2 separate regions of the Homo sapiens genome follow, and region 2 is linked to region 1. Evidence: read pairs that join two places in POLR2A ChIA-PET (ENCODE). Cell type or tissue: MCF 10A. All regions are shown on one strand. Links, peaks and the distances in the headings refer to the core of each region. The heading gives the core; the rest is flanking DNA.

Region 1 (3,231 bases), core at 468-2,967:
AAAATGAATGGAAAAGGAATCTTGTTCTCATGAAGCACGGTTTTGGAAAACAAGAAGTGAGGACTGATGGGGTCAGAGGAGTGTCTAACGTGGAAGGGCGGGTATCGGCTCCAGCCATCCCCTTAAAATTCCTTTTTAAATTATCGTTTTCCCCCTCTCCCTTTCTCTTTGTAAGGTTTTATTCTGTCTTCTTGCCCATGACAAGTTCTTTTCTACTTACTGCTTAATGTGAAGTGGTCTGAAGATGAGTCTGTGTTGGAGTAGACGTGGAGAAAAACACTCCTTGTTTGGGAGGTTTAATCATTTACCCGATGTGCTACTGATATTTTAAAATGTCATGCTCTTCTGGTTACAGTTTCCAATCTGGGGCCTGCAATGCGGTGTGACCCAAATCAGCCGTCTCCAGTGTGGTGACACATCACCTCGACATGGGGCAGGAGGCAGGTGGCTATGTCTGGGCACCCAGCTGGGTGATTCCTCCAGACGTGCTCTCCCTGTCTTCCCCTCTGGCCCTCAGCAGGAAGCCAGGGTCTATTTGAGCTGTTGCTGCAGCAGCCATGTGCATACTTTGCCCAAGAGAAAAAAAAAAATCCTTGCTCTTAAACTTAGATAAATTATTCTAACAAGAGAACACAAAACAGCTTCTTGGCAGGTGAGGACCCTGTTTGCGTGAGATCATGTATTTTTCCTTTTGCTTTTCTCCAACAGTTTACTTAAAGGGCACCCACAAATAGAATGTCACAGTCCTGGGAAATTGTTTCACCAGTATTTCACTGAGTACTTGGGAACTGAGAAAGTACAAATGAATCAAACACAGTCCAGACCACAGCGTCAATAAGCAAATTATCTAAAAGAGGAGTTACAAATGCTAATTCTAAAGTCAGATAGAAAGTTCAGACAGAGAGATCCTGGAGTTCAAGAGAAGGAGCAGTGACTTGTAACTTGGAGAGTTCAAGAAGAGGTGGGAAGAGGTGGCCATTTTGAGGGTTCTGGAAGGCCAGTCCTATTTGTGTTTGTCAACTTGGGCAAGATGTCAGAGGGTCTGGGCAGAGGAGCAAGAAGAGAACAGAAAGGAAAGACCCAACATCTTATTGGGTCCAGAGGGTTTTCATTTCTTCTATCAGTAACACAGGTCCTAAATGGCAAAAAACAGTGACCACAGCTCATTTTCTGCAATATAGGCATCACTTTTGCTTTTTCCTGACACATGTAATGAAGTTTGAATCTATTTTTCCTTCCAAAAAGCTCTAAAAAGTTTTCATACGTGTATTGTAAGGAGATTTAGTGAAATTAGTTTTTTTGAGACGGCTTGTTGCTTTGCTCAGCTCCCTGTACTGTTGTAAAGTGCCAACGCATAACCAGGCAGCAATAACAGTTACCAAGAGCATTCCCTCCACAGCAATGTGGCCAGATGGCACTGAGTGATCAGGCACAGCCCGAGGGGCAAGAGGGGCAAGGTTTTGGCATCTGCTTCTTTGTAAAGGTAGATCTGCCGGGAGCACTTGGTGCCGGCCTACAGGAAGTAAGAACTCTGCACCACCAACCCCAGGCACACCTCTGAGTCATAAGTCTTGGAAGACTTCTGAAAGTCATAAGTCATTAGAATTATGCAACAGGCTTTGGGACAAATGAGACGTTGGAGAGAGCTATTCTAAAATCTGAAAGAAAAAAGCTAGTTTTAAGAAAAAAATCACAAATGATAGTTACATCTTTGAATATTGTATTTTTAGGAAAATGCATACCCCATTTGAGAAGGTTAGCGACCTTGGCCTAAAGCGTTGTTTATGTTAGACATGAGGAGTTGACTGAAATGTGCTCTCATAAGCATTTCTAGCACCATATTTACAACGTTGGCCCACAGCCAGAATAAGACGTGATCTTCCTATTGGACTGGGTTCATAGGAGCGTTTGTTCCTTAAATAACTCTAGTCTAGGCTGGGTGTGGTAGCTCACGCCTGTAATCTCAGCACTTTGGGAGGCCCAGGCAGACAGATCACCTGAGGCCAGGAGTTCGAGACCAGCCGGGCCAACATGGCTAAACCCCATCTCTACTGAAAATACAAAAATTAGCCGGGCAAAGTGGTGGGCATCTGTAATCCCAGTAGTCCCTGTAATCTCAGGAGGCTGAGGCAGGAGAATCACTTGAACCCGGGAGGCGGAGGTTGCAGTGAGCTGAGATCGCACCACTGCACTCCAGCCTGGGCGACAGAGGGAGACTCCGTTTCAAACAAACAAACAAACAAACAAACAAACACCCTCTAGTCTAGCAGAAGCCCATAATATGTTATTAGTTCTTCAACTCCATCAGTGCTTGGATCCACATATCTTCCAGGATCCTTCCCTCTTGAGTTTGATTCTGGCTGAACTTTCTCAACAAAAGAAGCCACGGAAAAAGAGGCAATGTTTCAATAACTGCCATTTGTTAAGCAAACTTTGTTCCCAGTTGTAATTATTCTGCTTCAAAATAGCATAACAGCACAGGGTGAGAAAGTCATCCACAAAATTGTTTTCTCCATCCTCCTGCTTGATGGACAATTGTACTCTCTCTAAAAAAAAAAAGAACTTATTTAAAATTGCATTTTGCTATTGCTCGAGCCAAGAATGTCTTCCTAACACTTAGCCTATTTTTTTGTGTGGTGGTCAATTCCATAATTCCTTTTCTACACTTAGATGTGAAGGGAGACTCACCACCAATATAATATATCTGTAAAGCTGAAGTGAGCAGCATCTGGAAGCCAGCACATCTATATCTGTTCCAGAGTCAGAGAATCTATCCCTCAGCTACCACCTCATGGTATACAGATGGTCACAAAGGGCAGAGGTCTCTACGTGATCTGAACTTTGTCAGCCCTTCCAGCCTCAGCTCCTACTGTAGCTTCTTATCCCCGCCATGCCCTGACAATGCCAGCCAGCACTCTTGAGGCTCTCAGAAGGCACAGGGTGTGTCCAGCTTCCATGCCTTTGCTTGTGCTCTTCTCTCCATTCACTGTGGGAGCACTTACATACTGCTGGACACACAAAGCATGCAGCTCAAGAGCATGTGAATGAATTTGCACAAATCCATTATTGGGTGTGGTATGCCAACTCTCACCAAATGTCAAGTAAATAATATATATTACAGGTTTCATTGTCAATAATATTTCTTGTGGAAATTATTACATATCTTAATATTTTCTACTGTAGATTAAGTATGGCAAAGACTTTCAACTTTTCTGCTAAGAATTAAATTTT
Region 2 (3,231 bases), core at 491-2,990, 83 kb before region 1:
TAACGCTAAATTTTGCTTCCACTTTTACAATAAAAGCTTCTGTTTTCTTTTTTTCTCTAGGCTGTCAGGGAATTTAGGGATAAGTTTTATGGCTAGTAGTCTCCTCTTAGTTCTAGATTTCTGAGAATCCCATTCTCCCTACTCCATCACTCAGAGCTGATCCTACACGTGCCATTTTAATATGCTTTTAACATTTTCGGAAATAGCCAGGACATAGTGGAAAATAAATGAATACCTCCCAGAAGCATAAGAGCAATAAAGGCATTAGATAGAGCCCAGGATCCTTATTTATCAATTTTGTGGCTCTGCTAGGAAAACTCTTACAGGAAACTGAGCTGCTCAGAATTTTTTTTTTAAATCTATAGGTTTTTTGCAGAAATTTCTAGTGGTATTAGCTTTGTGAGTTGGAATTAAGAGTGGAGCTGGTCAGGTGGAGAATGCTGAGACAATGTTTTAAAGCATATTTATTACATAACTGAGATTGAGCAGAAATGTGAAGACAGCAGCTTGCCATATTTGGAGACGTCCTGCTTCTCTTCTACAGTGGGACCCAGCCATTCTTCTGTGTTGGCCCTCAGCATACTCTAAGCACCTTAAGGGCCAGGACCAATATTGTCTACCTGTAATCCCAGCATCTTGCACAGTGCCTAGCTTGTAGGAAGCACATATAATGAATGAATAAACATGACATATTTCTTCCAAGCTTTGGCCCTGAGCCACTAAGAATGATTATGGCACTGATTAAAACAGGGAAGCTAAAAGGAGGAGCAAATTGGGGGCAGCAATGGTTGATTTAGTTTATAAAATGTTGAGTTTGAGGTGAAGCTATCCAGGTGGAGATGTCCCTCATACTGAGAAATCTTATATGATCTCTATGTGCCTCTTTGCATTCTCATCTATTAAGAGGAGATGATGATAATAGAATATATCTCATGGGGTTATTGAGAAGACCAGATAGGACAAGCTAAGTAAGTTCTGGCTCATAGCCAACACTAATAAGCATAAGCTCAAATAAATAACTACAGAGCCAGCTGTGATCCCTTCCTCTACTTACATTTCCTACACACTCAGTCAGGAAGTCTTATGAATTTTCCTGCAATATTTCTAGCATTAGTTGCCCATTCCTTTTGCACTCCTTCCTCCTTTACAACCTCTTTGCTAACTTCAGAAAATTTCTCTTCAGTCCCTCCCATTCCCTCAGTCTCAGTGCTGCCAGCTGACCTTCCCAGAGCCTGGCTCTGTCCCTCTCCCGTCCACTGCCACTCAGTCTTCAGCTTCCACTCATTTCTGCAGAAAGGCAAAACCAACAGGATGCACTGAGCACATAAAGACCAAGCTTCATCTGCTTCTCCCACCTGCAGTTCTAATGCCCATGAATTGTGCCCAATCTAGACTAAATACATTACTAGACCCTAGCAGCATCAGCTGCACCACCGTCAAAAGCAGTCTTCCATTCTTCCATGACTCATTCATTCATGTATTCACTTGTGGTATTTGAGGTCATCCTGAGCTCTGGAGCCTCATAGGCCTGAATCTGACTCCTGGCTCTGCCCTTTTCTATCAGGCTGCTTAGCCTCTCTGAGCCTCAGTTTCCTCATCTTTAAAGATGAAGCAAGTAACACCCTGAAGGAGTAGGTGGACGGGCTCTGCTCCATAGAAGGTGCTCCATAAATACTGGCATTCTTCTTTCATGTCCTAAGTAGCTGGTCCTTCATGTGTCTCAGGCCTGCTGGGAATCCAGTCTTTCTCCTTCACTCTGTGTAGAAAGGGCGGGCAGCTGAGATGACAGTCAGCTACAGGCCCATGGTCATTGTCGCTCCAGGTGTTGGCAATTTATCTTGAGGGAATTCTAGAGGCAAAGCCCAGCCTTGACAACTGCCTCCCTGAAGAGTGCTGTCTTGTCCACTCCCCTCATTCTGAAAAAAGAAAATACTGGGGTGCAAAACATATTGTTTATCCTGGTAACAGAGTGAATCAATTCCACAATTTCCTATATTCCAAATCCAGCCCTGGTTTGGATGATCAAATACCTTTCCCATTATAAAGGGCTTTCTCTCTTTTAAAAGTTTGTACAGACTAGGATCTACTTATTTTTGGCTTCCTGCCACCCAGAACAGTGCCTGGCACACAATAGGTGCTTGCTAAATATGTGTTAAGTGAGTGAATGAAGAAATTGATTACACCCGTGCCAGAGAAGTAAGCCCTCTATAGGATTTCCATGGCTCCCTCCGAGGGAGGGCTCCCTGTCGTGCTGGTGGCAAGGAGCTTATAAGGCCTCGGTCAGTTCCATGAACTGGAATCAATAGGTGGATTTGAGTGCAATAGCTTCTCATCAGACCTCTACATGAGGTCATCAGCGCACCACTGAAGCACTCCAATGGGAACATAAGAGCTCGGGTTCCCAATGCTGGACACTATTCTGATGAATGTCTGGTGGGCATTCATAAAGAAGAACTCAACTCACTTGAGAAACGGCTTTGTACGTGACATTTCAAGAAGAACTCAACTCACTTGAGAAACGGCTTTGGACATGATACTTTCAAGAAGAGAAAGCTTTTCCTTTGCAGAGATGTGACTCTAGTTGCAGGGGACAGCTAGTCATCATTGCCTGTCTTTTCCCAGACTCTATGGTGGCAGCCAGATGTCCCAGCCACATGCTGACTTTTCTGTCCTTCCTTTATTAAAAAACCCCAAAGAAACCAAGTGTCCAGATGGCCAGACTGCAAGGCTTTTTGATGATCATATCTCTCGGTTGGGACATGACTAAAACACATTTCTAAATAGAGTACAAACCCTCAGGAAAAGCTGACCCCAGAGATACGGAATACTTCTCTTGGCTGGCAAGTTGAGTGCCGACTCTTGGGGCCCATGTTCTCTTCCAGTCCTGACTTCCTTCCTTAGGAAGCCTGGTGGAGCCCGTCTGCACCCTCCCTGGTAGGCTTGCTGATGATATTCCAACACCCCTGAAACACACACTCAGTAAAATGCATCTGAACTAATTCAGAACAAAGAGAGAACTGCAGTCCCGATGTTTCAGGCTTCCCTGGGGACCACCTGTCCCAGAGCCAGGGCTGACTGAGAATGCAGTGCTGGGCAGAAGCTGGTTCTGACGACAGTACATGTAAGCCCCACACTCCTTCCAGGGCTGTGACTCAACTCAGCAGCAGCAGCCATGGCTCAAGGGCAGCATTAGCTCAACTCTGACTACCACCAGCTTACCCTTCCTCTGAG

Evidence for each region. Peaks named below come from ENCODE experiments on the same cell type or tissue, not always from the same donor. Only the 100,000 strongest peaks of a DNase experiment are listed, where the experiment ranks them.
Region 2: POLR2A ChIA-PET joins it to region 1 with 8 read pairs; 2 of 35 experiments call an interaction of 5 or more read pairs at or near these places.

Annotation. Positions count from the first base shown.
Region 1 is chr1:232,766,009-232,769,239 of GRCh38, forward strand. No RefSeq gene overlaps it. Among named protein-coding and RNA genes, the nearest start is that of LINC01744, 25 kb to the left of the region's middle. In MCF 10A, for the core only: no CTCF peak of the experiment used is centred there; DNase peaks (open chromatin) are centred at 1,523 and 1,863.
Region 2 is chr1:232,683,430-232,686,660 of GRCh38, forward strand. No RefSeq gene overlaps it. Among named protein-coding and RNA genes, the nearest start is that of LINC01745, 33 kb to the right of the region's middle. In MCF 10A, for the core only: no CTCF peak of the experiment used is centred there; a DNase peak (open chromatin) is centred at 1,502.